2 separate regions of the Homo sapiens genome follow, and region 2 is linked to region 1. The links are chromatin contacts, found by Hi-C or POLR2A ChIA-PET in ENCODE. All regions are on one chromosome and are shown on one strand. The core of a region is the stretch at or near the end of the contact, and the rest is flanking DNA. Distances in the headings are between cores, read along the strand shown. Region 1 holds the start of MOB2 (MOB kinase activator 2). Region 2 overlaps BRSK2 (BR serine/threonine kinase 2).

Region 1 (6,823 bases), core at 2,539-5,038:
GCGGCAGCTACCGAGGAGGCCTCAGAGCACACGACACCTCCATGGCACTCTTCTCGTCCTTAGTCATTCTTGGCTTTGCCCAGTGGAGAAAACACCTCTGCGGCGCCCCCCGCAGGCTCACAGGCTCTGAAACAGGCTCTGTGCCGTCCAGGCCCAGAGGTCTGCCCAGTCACTGCCTCAGTGGCCCAGCTGCCCCTCACCCAGGGAAGTGCCGAGGCCCTGCGCCCTGCTCCCAGCTCCCCCTGTGCTGCTGGCTAGGAGCCCCGGGGCACAGAAAGACCAAGTCCTTCGATGTGGAGGGAGGACTGTGGGAGCAGGCCCCGGCCGCAGGCAGGACAGAGATGGCGCTGAAGGGACTGGGGAGTGGACCCTGGACCTCAGCCCACCCACAGGGCTTCCGTGACCACTTGGAAGAAGCAGAAGGGCAGATGCTGTGTGCACAGCCCCCAAAACAAAGTCCCTCACACTATTCCAACAGGTGGGCTCTGAGCCTGGGTCCTGCCTGGCAGGCACCATGCACTTAGGAGGGCCGGGCCAGATGGAACCACCTCCTTCCTGCCTCCCACACACTCACCAGCCTCACCTCCCTCCTCCCTGCTCTAGATGACCTGTCCTGCCTGCCACAGGGGTCTGCACCCTGTTTGTGGGCACCAGCTGCTGCTCTGCCAACTTGCCCATCTTACACCAGGCCTAGCAAACTTCTCCTGGTCCTTTAAGAGCCTGTCAAATGCCACCCTCCCCATTCTCGCCAGTGGTACCCATGACGTGCCAGTCGGCCTCCTTGGCACCCAGCACGTAACTGATCCCTACTGGGAAGTGAGGCAATCCCTGCTAGACACAAATTTGGTGGGCAAGGGAAGGGGCACAGGGAGGCATCAGAGCTGCTGGGCTCCCGTGGAAAACTTAGACAACCACACAGTCAACACACAGGGGGTCTCACCCTGCCCACAGCAGGTGCACACTGCTTCACAGGCAGGGGGAGCTGGGGAGTGGGCTGGGAGCCGCCCACTCCTCATCCGCCCTGAGGGACGAGGACAGCACAACCGAGTGCCCTGCACCTTTGCCACGAGTGTCAACTTCATTATCACAGGGATGGAATCCTGGCCAGGCCCCACGGCCCACAGGAATGGGGTGCTCCAGGCTCAGAGACCCCCACTCGCCCAGAGCACGCTTGCTATGGAAGTCGAGCCTGTAGACCCTGAGGTGAGTGGGCAGCAGCAGGAGGTGGCCCTCATCTGGCACTTCCCACCACAGGTCAACGCCAAGGGGTGGGGCAGGCACGAGGGGCCCAGAAATACAAGTCCCCAAGCCCAGGCCTGGAAAATACGGTGACCAGGCAGCGTGTGGGGTGCAGGAGAAAGGCCCGCAGGTGACGCCTCTGAGGAGGGCATGGTCCTTGGACCCCACTCAGCCATCTGCACCGGGCCCCTCATGCTCCTTGGTTCGGGTGAATGTCAGTGCTGGTTGGTCCACCCAGAGCCTGAAAGTCAAGGCTCCCAGTGACCCCTTCCCCCAAGACCCGGCCAGGCAGAGCCCCCAGTAGCCACCCGGTACAGAGCCTGGGTCTCAGCACACCTTGCTGCCCAGGGTGCACGCCACGGGCACCTCCTGTCACCCCAACATGCAGGGAGGGCACCACATGCTGGGGTGCTTGGCGCCACCCCCACCCCTACATTTCTGATGTGGCCTTCTGGGTGTTGAGGGGGGGCCTGAAAACTGCATTTCTAACACCGTGTTCTAACCCGAGTTCTCCCTGGGTGCTGATCCCACTTCTGTCACACGGCCTCAGGCTGAGGGGTGGGAAGGCCTCCGGAGCCCCTGTCCATCTCTCAGCACAGCCTGCACTGCCCACAGGCTTCAGCCAGCTGGAAGCTGTGGAGTGTGGCTTCTTTTCTTCTGAGTTTAATTGTCTGCCCCCCCAAACAGGTCAGCAGCCCCAGACAAAGCGAGCTTTTACCAGCCTACTGTGCCCTCTGCAGAGGCCCATTGAGAAGGAAAAAGCCAAGATGGCACAAGGAACGCCCGCAGACATCCCAGACCAAACGTCCAAACAGGCAGGTGCTGCTGCTGTCCTAGAACCTCAGCCCCACGTGGCCACCATGCTCCACTGCGCCTCGGCCCCTCCATGCATCCAGCTCCCAGCCAAGGTGGCTTCCTCATCGCTTCCTTTGAAACCTTCCTGAGCCCCAGGGAAGGGACTCCGCCCGTCTTCCTTAGGGCCTGGCTGGGCTCCAGGCCTGCCTCTGTGTCTCCTGTGGAGCTGCCTTCGGCATTTGGCCTCAGACACACAAGCACACACTGGCACAGGCACACACACACACACGCCAGTCCCCTCACACCACTGATGTCAGGCACCATTCCTGATTTGAACTCACGAGTACTGCCAACTTGCCCACACATTTCCAAAACCTCACAGTTTCACCTTAAGATAGGACATCCTAGGCAGGGTCACCGGCCGGCACTCTTGTGTCTACTTGTGGAGCCCTCCCTGTTGAATGCACAGGTGATCGGGAGATAGGGAAGGAGCCTATGAAGAGAAAGATGGAGCCGGGTGCCCAGGGACAGGCAGAGGCACGGAGATGCACACGGGTGCCGCAGCCCCCGGCCCTTGGAGGGCACGTCCAGCAGGCCACGCTCGCCTCACACCCCCACCAGGCAACCCCACCCGGGAGGACACACTCACTGCTGCAGCTGGCTGTGCCTGCCCCACTCCCCCGGCCCCTCATGCCCACACACGGGTGCACACTCCCACACACACGGGTGCACGCTCCCACACACTTGGGCGCACACTCCCACACACGCCCCTGCACACACCGAGCTGAGTGGTGTGGGCAGGGAGGCACCCCCGCAGCAGGTCAGAGAAAGTACAGGTGAGAAAAATGTCAAAAATGGATTTTCCGGCAACATCCCTATGGCAGCCAGCACAAAAATAGGCACCCGGGAACCCCATGCCACTTCTCTGGACAAGGCCACACAAGGACAGACTCCGGGTCACCTCTGCCTGGGTGGCTGAAGCCCCTGCCCAGGGCACAAACAGCCGCACGCTGGGACAAAGACAGGCACACCTGCTGGCGGCTGAGGAACCACACCCTGTGGGTTGCGGGAGGACAAGGCAGGCTCCTGTGCCGGCAAGGTGGGGTCAACCCCGAAGGTCGAGGACACCAAGACCCGCTCCTCTCCCACAGAGCAACAGGAAGTGCAGGCGGCTAAGGAAAGCCCCACTGGGCAGGGCTCCAGAGCAAACCCGCCAGGCTGGCCCGGGACTGCACAGCCGCCTCTGCCCTGGACAGCTTGCGTGTGGCCCAGCACAGCTCGCTGCACAGCCGCCGGCCACACTGGGAGGGCAGCCACGGACACAGTCCGCCGCCTCCCCACCCTGACCTCCTTCCTGGGGGCAAGAACAGGGCAGACAGATGTGCTACACACCCCTCCCCCAGCCAGGCTGGCAGGTGTTACCTGAGCACTTTGCTGACAGCCTGAAGCACCATTTTGCAGCAGAGTCCACTTTGCAGGGACTGGCCGGGCCGGGCTTGGTCTTCAGGGAGACTGCAGTGGTCTCCCAGCATGAGTGGGCGACGGGAAGGTGGGGAGGAGAAGCGGGGCGGGGTGCCGGCTGGCCAGCACTCGCAAATGCCTGCTGCCGGGCCCTCCAGCCTCACTCCCTGGCCAATGGGACGCCTGGCAGAGACAAACAGCTGCCCCCTTTCCAGAGGCAAGGGCTGGCCAAGGCTGGTGAAACGAGGGAGCGTCTGAATTGGCCTTTTCCAAGTGGCATGGCTGCCAGAAGAGGCGGTGGGGGTGGGACCAGAAGGGAGGGGACAGGGCCGTCCTTGGCCTGCAAGAAGGGTCCATCAGAAAGGTCCTGGGCTCCACCTCAGGCTGCCAGAAGAGGCGGTGGGGGTGGGACCAGAAGGGAGGGGACAGGGCCGTCCTTGGCCTGCAAGAAGGATCCATCAGAAAGGTCCTGGGCTCCACCTCAGGCTGCCAGAAGAGGCGGTGGGGGTGGGACCAGAAGGGAGGGGACAGGGCCGTCCTTGGCCTGCAAGAAGGATCCATCAGAAAGGTCCTGGGCTCCACCTCAAGGTCCTCTGCTGCCAAGCCCCCAGGAAAGGCCTTCTGAACACAGGCAGCAACTCTGCTGACGAGCTCCAGGTCGATGGCACTCCCCTCTCCCTTGTCCGGCCCAGCCTAGCCCAGTCAGTGCTCGGGCCAGGGACGGACAGACGGACAGACAGATGGGCCGCCCTGCCCTGCAGTGTGTACGCAGCTGGAGGCACTCAAAGTGGCTTTCCTGCTGGATGGCCCTGGAGAGAGAAGGGGCCGACCAGCTTCTGCGGTGCCTGGACGGTGCTGGGCTGAGGCTGCTGCCAGCCAGGACCACAGGGCACCCAGCCCAACAGAAATGCCCACAGCAGCTCCCCATGGGGGCGCACAGAGCGGCACGGCCCCGGCCTTCCTTCTGGCTGGTCTGCACACAGGAGACCACCACATCCTGAAAATGCAAACACCTGAGAGGGCAATGCTCTCTCCTCATCCTGAGTCAGCGTGGACCCCACTGGCAGTGACAGCCCCCTGACAACACGGGGTCATCAGGAGCATCCCCCACCCGCATGGGAGCCATACTTCCTGTGCTTCCTGCCAATCAAGAGACCCCAGCATCTCCAGCCACTGCCCCTCAGAAGCTGTCCCAGCACCTCTGTCGGTGTGAAGCCCTGTAGGAGTCAGGACACAGCCTGAGGTACCAGCTGCTGCGGGGAGCACAGAGCCATCAGGAAAGCAGCCAGGGTAGGCTCACCCCCATCAATACCAGCCCCCATGGGAGTTGTGGTGTCTGGACTGCACGCACACACACAGCCTGGGCGCACGGGGAGACAGCACACCAACCCAGCACAGACACACTCTCCAGGAGCCACAGCAGAGGATGGCCCCAGGCCGGCCCCCGCCTCCCTAAGCAGCAGCAGCAGCAGGCCCAACAGGCTGCAGTTTCATTTTCCCCACTAGGCCAGTCCCTAAGCCATGCTCTGAGCAGTGCGTAACTGGTCTCTACAGAACAAACAGCCCGGTGAGGCTCAGGACGTCCATGCGCCCACAGGCCTTCCTCTGCCTTGGCAAGGCCATCCCACAGCCCTGTGGTGCCACACGCACCTAGGCACCGTGCTCACGGCTGCCGGTCTGCCCTCGGGGGCTCCACCAACAGCAGGGACACAGGTGCTGGCAGGTCACCCAAGTGGCAAAGGGAGCCACAGGAAGAGCGGGCTCCAGGCCTGGGGAGGCCCCCGTGAGTAGCAGGGCTGGGACCAGGAGGTGCATGACGCAGACCTGCCCACTCTCGGGAGGCATGGCCTGGACAGAGAAGGCCGTGCAGAGGCCCATGACAGGGAGAATGAGCTGCTGGGGGTTGGAGGGCAGAGCATAAAGGAAGCTGGGGATGGTGGAGGCTTCGGGCACAAGAAGCCAGGCAACCAGGCAAGGCAATGGTGAGGGTGGCACGGGGGCGGGGGAACAGTCAGGACAAGGTGCCGGGTAGGGTGGGGGGAGCACACCAAGCGTGCCTAGTCTGGTCCAGGCAAGGCAGTGGTGAGGGTGGCACGGGGGCGGGGGAACAGTCAAGACAAGGTGCCCGGTAGGGTGGGGGAGCACACCAAGTGTGCCCAGTGGGTCTGGTCAGCACACGGCAGCTCTGTGGCTTATGCCACTGTCCCGAGAGGGCTGGGCTGGCGCCAGAGGAACGTCCACATTCATCTGTGTTTGTTCACTGGGGGACACGTGCAGGGAGCAGGTATTCCTATTGATCAAAACTTAGGTAGTGGGGCAGGAGTGGGGTAGGGTGAGGGGCAGCTGGAACCCACAGACACTGAGCGACAGACACTGCACTGGGAAGAGGAGCAGACCTGGAGCAGGCTCTGCAGACTCCACGAGGAGCTGCCACAGAGGCCCGCAGGCCAGTGACGGGTGCCAGTGTGGCCTGGCCCCGCCACCCCAGAAAAGGAAGAGCAAAAGCACCTTCTGGGCACAGCCAGGGCCAGGAGCTGGCCAGGAACAGAGAGCACAGGAGCGGGGCAGAGGCACCACGCAGGGGGGAACGGTCGCAACCAAGGCGGGACGGGGCAGGGGGCACGGGCCATGTGTCTGTGTCAGAGGTTATTTTACCTTTAATAAGCTTTTAGTTTTAGAAAAGTGTTAGATTTACAAAGAACTGCAAACACAGAATCCCCATGGCCCCCCACTCACTCTTCCTATTGCTAACCCTTACACTAGGATGGTCTGTTTGTTAACAATGAACAAATCCACATTGATGCAGCAAGGTCCAAACTTGACTCAGACGTCTGGATCCATCCATTGCTCTCCTCACGACGAGGCTGGGCTGTGGGTGTGGGTAGGAAGAGCACAGAGGGAAATGTCCCCCTCGTCGCCCCGTGCCCACGGCCCGTCCTGTCAGCACGGCTCATCGCGGGAGGTGCTCCCGATCTCCTGGCTGAGGCTGTGACTGCCAGGCCTCCCCACGCAAAGACGCTCTCGTCTTCCCCGCCCCGCACCGCGCTCTCGAACGAAGCTGCTGCACGCAGACCACACTGAAGGGGTGGGGACCACCCCTTACCACCCTGACGGAGGAGTAGCTACGGGAATTACTGGAAGTTCGGCACCAGAGAGCGGCCTCTTCTTGGTCACTCATTTATATATTCAGCCATTTGTTTATATTGGGATGAAGTCCTGGCTATTGAGGCTGCACTCCGAGCTAGAACACAACACTACTTTGTTTTGTGAATCACACTGTCCGTCCTTGGCCCTGGGGAGCTCCTGCCATCAGCTGCTGGGTCCCCTG
Region 2 (6,445 bases), core at 186-2,685, 49 kb before region 1:
TCCAGCCCTGCCCACCTTTCTCCTGCCTCCAAGCAGAGTGGGCACCCCTGAGGGGACAGGCTGCAGCTGGGCAGTTCAGTTGCTGCAGGACCTGCTGTGCTAGCAGGCGGGGCTTCAGTGTTCCCAGCTAGAATGGAGAGGAGTTCCCTGCCTCAGAGCACCCCTCTCCTACCAGGGCACAGCTTGGCAGAGGGGAGCTGCACCTTCCTCTTCCACTGGGGCCTGGCCTCCGTCGGCTCCATCCGGTGGTGTCTGGTCACCATGGAGACCAGGCAGGCCCCCTGGGTGGAGGGTTTCTGGGCTGTGACCCACCTCTCAGTGGGGAGGGGGCGGCCCCGGCTGCTGGGAAGCCTGACCCTGGGTGTAGAGGAAGAGGCTGGGGCTCCCAGCTGCTCCGGGTCCCACCCACAGTGGGACCTGGGCTGGCAGCGTGCGACCCTCCCAGCACTGGGGCCAGTCGAGCCCCCTCCTCTCCCTTCCTCTCCATTCGCTCCTTGGCATGCAGGGCTGCGGGTGGGGCAGGACCCGGGGACGAGGCCAGTGGGAGTGGCCAAGAGAGGGGAGGCTTGTGGAAGGTGCTAAGGGTTGGGGACTGTGACATGTTGGGCACCCCCCAGCTGCTGGGGTGTGGAGGAATTAACCAGACTAAACTGGGGAGGCCTGGGGACCCTATGGGGAGGTGGGGGTGGGGTTAAGGGCTGCTGAGGGCTGCCTGGATGGGGCTGGCAGGGTCCCACCCTGCCTTGGAGGAGAAACAGAGGCCCTGGGAGTGATGGGGCCAGGACAGCGCCTGGCAGAGAGATCCAGTGCGGGGCGTAGCTGGGGAGAGTCCCATGCTGAATTTGGGAGGTGCCTGTGAGCCCCGACTAAAGGAGGGCCTGGGGATGCGGGAAAGGGGAGGTGTCCCTGTCACCTGCAGGCGCTGTGCACAGATGTCCGCCTGGGAGGGAAGGACTTGGGGACAGGCTGGCCAACTCGCCAGGGCTGGGACCCCATCACAAGACTGGCCCTAGCTCCAAAGCCTGGTCCACGCTGGCTCCTGAGGGCTGGGACCCCAGGCCGTGGCCTCACTGGCCCCACCACTGACACGGCCACTTCTTTGTGCTGGGCGGAGCACCAGCTGCCCGTGGCCAGGCTTGCATGTCTGAGGGAGGGGGCCCTGCCCTTACCTCGGAGCAGGACTGGGTGTCCTGAGTCAGGTGCCCTCTGGGGTCACTTCTGCCCCTCCCTGGGGCCCTCCCCACTTGGGGGACAGTACCAGCTGGGAGCCTGTGGATGGGGGGCACGTGCCCTGCCCACGGCCTGCACACCTACTGTATGTCCCACACACAACAGGATGCCTGCCCCCACCTCATGGGGCCCACAGAGGCCTGTCCCGGCCCCTCCTCCTGTGAGGCCTCCACCGTAAGGAAGGGCGGAGCCCAGGCACAGCCTGCCTGGAAGGGCCCTGCATCCGACTGGCTGGGAGCCTGGGAGGCCTTATCTCCAACAGCTCCAGGCCCCATTCCTGAGGCTGGGCTCACAGAGAGGCCCAGGCTGCCTGCCTTCCTGGGCAGTGTGGGGAGGGGCCCTCCTGCTCCAGGGGCCCCCAGTCCTCAGCCCTACAGGCTGGTGTCAGCCCGGCGGCCTGGGCTCCCTCCACTGAGGCCCCTGCCCTCTGCCCTCTCCACCAGCCAGGGCCCCAGCTGAGCAGCCCACGTCCCTGCATCCCCCACAGCTGGCACCAAAGGCCCCTGCGTCCCCCACAGCTGGCACCAAAGGCCCCTGCGTCCCCCACAGCTGGCACCAAAGGCCCCTGCGTCCCCCACAGCTGGCACCAAAGGCCCCTGCGTCCCCCACAGCTGGCACCAAAGGCCCCTGCGACCCCCACAGCTGGCACCAAAGGCCCCTGCGACCCCCACAGCTGGCACCAAAGGCAGTGTCTGTGGGGAGCGATGCGTGCCCCAGCCCTGTGAGCGTGATGTTCTCTGGCCTCTCCCATGCAGGTGGAGCGGGAGATCGCGATCCTGAAGCTCATTGAGCACCCCCACGTCCTAAAGCTGCACGACGTTTATGAAAACAAAAAATATTTGTAGGTATTGCTGGGTCTGAAGAGCTGGGGTGGCGGAGGTGGCAGCTGTCGCTGCAGGGGTGGGTGTCTGGGGCTTGGGGAGCACAGGGGCTGGAGGCCAGGGGCGCCTGCTGCATCCCAGCAGCCCTGGCCCTGCTAGCATGAACACCTGCCTGGGTAGGGTCTCAGCCCAGGCTGCTGTGGTCTCTGCTTCTGGACCAAACCGGAGACCTGGTCTGTGGAGGCTCGCAGAGCCACCAGCCTGAGGCTGGCAAGGGGGAACAGGACCTTCTGGAGGGGAGATAGGAGTTTCAGGGCAAGGGGCAGGAGCACCTGGCCCTCCCCACATGGCCACGCTGAGCCTCCTGGCCTCTGCCCAGGACGTCCCCAGCCCTGGGCAGTGAGCCATGTCTCTATCCCTGAGGCTCCCTCACACGAGGCACAGCCACCAGGATCCCGCCCTGGCTGGACCGTGGCTGAGTGTGGCTGAAAGTGTCACCTCCGCAGCCGCTGAGGCCAGCAGAAATCCCTACCCTGTCCCAGGCATGCCTGGCTGTGAACCCCATCCCCCCAGACCCAGCCTCAGGGAGCTCCTGGGAATGGGCACAGTGGTCACTCACGGCAGTCTCCTCTGTGTGCTCTGATGGGGCTTTCTGACAGATGAGGCGCTGCTGCCCAAGGGCTGTCTGGCCTTGAGCCTCATCTGACCCTCGCTGGTCCCAGGGCGGCGGCGTGACCTGCCAGGTGATCCTAGCCGGGCATCTCTGAGGCATCAGGCTCTGAGGGAGCAGGGAACATACAGGGCTGGGCTGGGGGCTGCCCTCAGGGTGAGCTGGCTGAGGGCCTGGCTGAACCCAGCAGCTCCCCTTCCCCCAGCAGCAACGTCCACGCTTGCTCTGGCCTGGGTTTCTGCATTCTCGTGGGGAGCATGTGCAGGTGGCCAGCTCGTGTGTAGCTGGGGAGAGGAAACCCAGGGTTGGGGTGTGGGGAGCCCGCCTGCCCCACCATGAGCAGGGGCTCAGAAACTGTCACCAGAGGACTGGGGGGGCGGGGGTGGTCCTGGCCCTGATGCTGGCAAGGTGGACTGTGACAAGGGGCATGGCTTCCTCATGGTGACACGGTGCCGGTGCAGTGGGGTCCTGGGGAGGCCTTCTCGGAGGGGAGGGCAGGGGAGTGCGGGGGGGATGGGCACAGCAGGCCAAGGCCCAAGAACAGGAAAGAGCCCAGGAGGTGGGCATGGCCGGGCTCGCGGCTTCTCCCGAGGTCTGGCCCTGGGTGTTGTCCCACCCCCTCTGGACACCATGTGGCCTATGCTGAGCCTTGGGCCTGGCCGCCCCCCTGCCCAGAATCCCACCCTGGCCCCCACCACCTTCCCCTGCCCTGAGGGCTTCACACCTTCCTCTGCCCTGAGGGCTTCACACCTTCCCCTGCCCTGGGGGCTTCACACCCTCCCCTGCCCTGAGGGCTTCACACCTTCCCCTGCCCTGGGGGCTTCATATCTTCCCCTGCCCTGGGGGCTTCACACCTTCCCCTGCCCTGGGGGCTTCACCACAACCTCTGCTCCCATCCCCACACTGGGCCCTTGACTCCTGCCAAAACCAGCTCCTGGGACAGCCAGTCATCCCAGTCCGCACGGCAGCTCTGAGCATGCACCAAGGTGCCACCCCCTTGGCTGTACAGCCCCCCTACATCACCACAGCCACACCAGGGGCCACCACCCTCACAGGCCTCCCCCCCGAGCTGGTTCAGCCTGGGTGGAGCGGCCCCCAAGCAGCTGCATGCAGCGTCCCACGGGCCTCTCACCAGGAACCAGCCCCTCAGGACCCTCCATGTGGCTGAGACCCCACGGGGGCGGTGCTGGGAGCCCACCAGGGCAGGAAGGGGAGGGCCAGGCCAACCTTTTCCTCACCCCCTTCCCCTGGCCCTCACACCTCCTGTTCCCCCCACAGAGGCCCAGACAGTCCCTGGGCCCCTGGATGCGGCTGCGTGGTCTCCCTGCTCGGTGCCTGTGCCACTGAGGACCACAGGGTGTGAGGGCCAGAGCAGGCAGGGCAGAGTCCCGAGGCTACCCCATGCACCGAGCCTTGGCCCCAGCACCCGCCACACTCAGCCTGTGGGTTCCAAACCCTCCCTGGCGGCTGTGCCCCCAGAACCATCCCTTCACCTGTCCCTCCACCCTCACCCCACCCCACCCCAACCCAGGCTCCTTGAAGACTCATTTGAGGTCCACCCCCAGGAGCCCAGATGGTTTGAGATCCACCATAGTCAGGGCTCCTCTCAGCTGCCCCCCCAGCCAGCAAGAGGATGGGGGCGGCCTGCAGAGAGGCTGGGCCAGGAGGCGGCTGTGGGAGGCCCTGGGATGAGGAGGGGCGGCGGGCAGCCACAGCTGGGCGCACTGGTGGCCCCGTCTCCTGCAGGTACCTGGTGCTAGAACACGTGTCAGGTGGTGAGCTCTTCGACTACCTGGTGAAGAAGGGGAGGCTGACGCCTAAGGAGGCTCGGAAGTTCTTCCGGCAGATCATCTCTGCGCTGGACTTCTGCCACAGCCACTCCATATGGTGAGGCCCCACCCCTGGTGCCCCCCACTCCCCAGGGACCCCCACACCCAGTGCGCTACCACAGATGCCCCCTGTGCCCCAAGGACTACACCCCCTATGGTGCTATTCCGAGGTACACCATGCCCCCCATTAGCTGCCCCTCAAGTGCACCATCTCCTCCTCCCCATTAGCTGCCCCTCAAGTGCACTGTCCCCTCCATTAGCTACCCCTCAAGTGCACCGTCCCCCCATTAGCTGCCCCTCAAGTGCACCGTCCCCCCATAGCGGCCCCTCAAGTGCACCATCCCCCCCATTAACTACCCCTCAAGTGCACCGTCCCCCCCATTAGCGGCCCCTCAAGTGCACCCTCCCCCCCATTAGCTGCCCCTCAAGTGCACCATCCCCCCCATTAACTACCCCTCAAGTGCACCATCCCCCCCATTAGCGGCCCCTCAAGTGCACCGTGCCCCCCATTAGCTGCCCCTCAAGTGCACTGTCCCCCCATAGTGGCCCCTCAGGTGCACCGTCCCCCCCATTAGCTACTCCTCAAGTGCACCATCCCCTCCCCCCCATTAGCTACCCCTCAAGTGCACCGTCCACCCCATTAGCTACCCCTCAAGTGCACCGTCCACCCCATTAGCTACCCCTCAAGTGCACCGTCCCCCCATTAGCTACCCCTCAAGTGCACCATCCCCCTCATTAGCTACCCCTCAGGTGCATCATCCCCTCCTCATTAGCTGCCCCTCAAGTGCACCATCCCCCCCATTAGCTGCCCCTCAAGTGCACTGTCCCCCCATAGTGGCCCCTCAGGTGCACCGTCCCCCCCATTAGCTACTCCTCAAGTGCACCATCCCCTCCCCCCCATTAGCTACCCCTCAAGTGCACCGTCCACCCCATTAGCTACCCCTCAAGTGCACCGTCCACCCCATTAGCTACCCCTCAAGTGCACCGTCCCCCCATTAGCTACCCCTCAAGTGCACCATCCCCCTCATTAGCTACCCCTCAGGTGCATCATCCCCTCCTCATTAGCTGCCCCTCAAGTGCACCGTCCCCCCCATTAGCTACCCCTCAAGTGCACTGTCCCCCCCACCCCATTAGCTACCTCTCAAGTGCACCATGTGCACCAGGTGCTTCCCTTTTCCCCCTGAGGACCCCCTGCACCTCCCCTTTCCCGAGTGGGCAGTGTGTCGGGAAGTTTTCTGCCTGGCACCCACCCAAGCACTCTGGGAGCCCCTCGGCCTTTCCAGGGGCCATTGCTTGCATCCCTACGTGCCTGGGGGCCCTAGGTTGGTCTAGGCCAGAGCAGGTGTGCTAGGGAGCAGGAGGGGGCAGGAAGGAGCCTGCCAGGGTGCAGGAGGGCATGGCAGGAGAAACAGGGATGCCTGACCAAAGGCCAGAGCCAAACGGACCAGGCAGGCGACTTCTGATTGGCTGCCTATGACATCACCAGGCTGGGCTGCTATTGGCCCTTATGTGTGATTGGCGTTTGGAGAGGCAGTGGGCTCTGGGCAGGGGGTCTCCAGGGCGGGGAGGCGCTCAAGGCAGAGACTGGCCCTGTTCAGCCTCACCACCCTCCTCCCCAGCCACAGGGATCTGAAACCTGAAAACCTCCTGCTGGACGAGAAGAACAACATCCGCATCGCAGACTTTGGCATGGCGTCCCTGCAGGTTGGCGACAGCCTGTTGGAGACCAGCTGTGGGTACGTGGCCCTCTGCCCTGGAGAGAGGCTGGGGGACAGGCTGGGCTGGGGGAAGAGGAGCCAGTGGACTGAGAGGCCCCCAGCCTGCCTGAGCCTCCCGGCACCCCACAGGCAGGCCCCCCACAATGTGCCTGAGCCTCCCAGTACCCCACAGCCTGG

Evidence for each region. A loop is a pair of places that touch in the nucleus more often than their neighbours do. ChIA-PET counts read pairs that join two places held with the same protein, here RNA polymerase II (POLR2A).
Region 2: a loop to region 1 is called in a map of cardiac septum, with 5 times the contacts of the local background. The contact joins the enhancer-like site here to the promoter of MOB2 in region 1. A Hi-C loop is called at or near these places in 3 of 168 maps with a recorded cell type or tissue (breast epithelium, cardiac septum and posterior vena cava). POLR2A ChIA-PET finds 5 or more read pairs at or near these places in 1 of 52 experiments (SK-N-SH).

Annotation. Positions count from the first base shown.
Region 1 is chr11:1,482,991-1,489,813 of GRCh38, forward strand. MOB2 (MOB kinase activator 2) reads right to left here and starts at 3,789. Exons shown (of 5, transcript NM_001172223.3): 1 at 3,457-3,789. The coding sequence starts at 3,566.
Region 2 is chr11:1,436,321-1,442,765 of GRCh38, forward strand. It overlaps BRSK2 (BR serine/threonine kinase 2), which reads left to right. Exons shown (of 20, transcript NM_001256627.2): 3 at 1,986-2,071; 4 at 4,468-4,608; 5 at 6,170-6,286. Among named protein-coding and RNA genes, the nearest start is that of MOB2, 47 kb to the right of the region's middle. RefSeq lists an enhancer at 528-1,266. Within about 2 kb of position 1,436, at least 2 of the 41 ENCODE cell types and tissues checked have a DNase peak (open chromatin) inside an H3K27ac peak, as active enhancers do.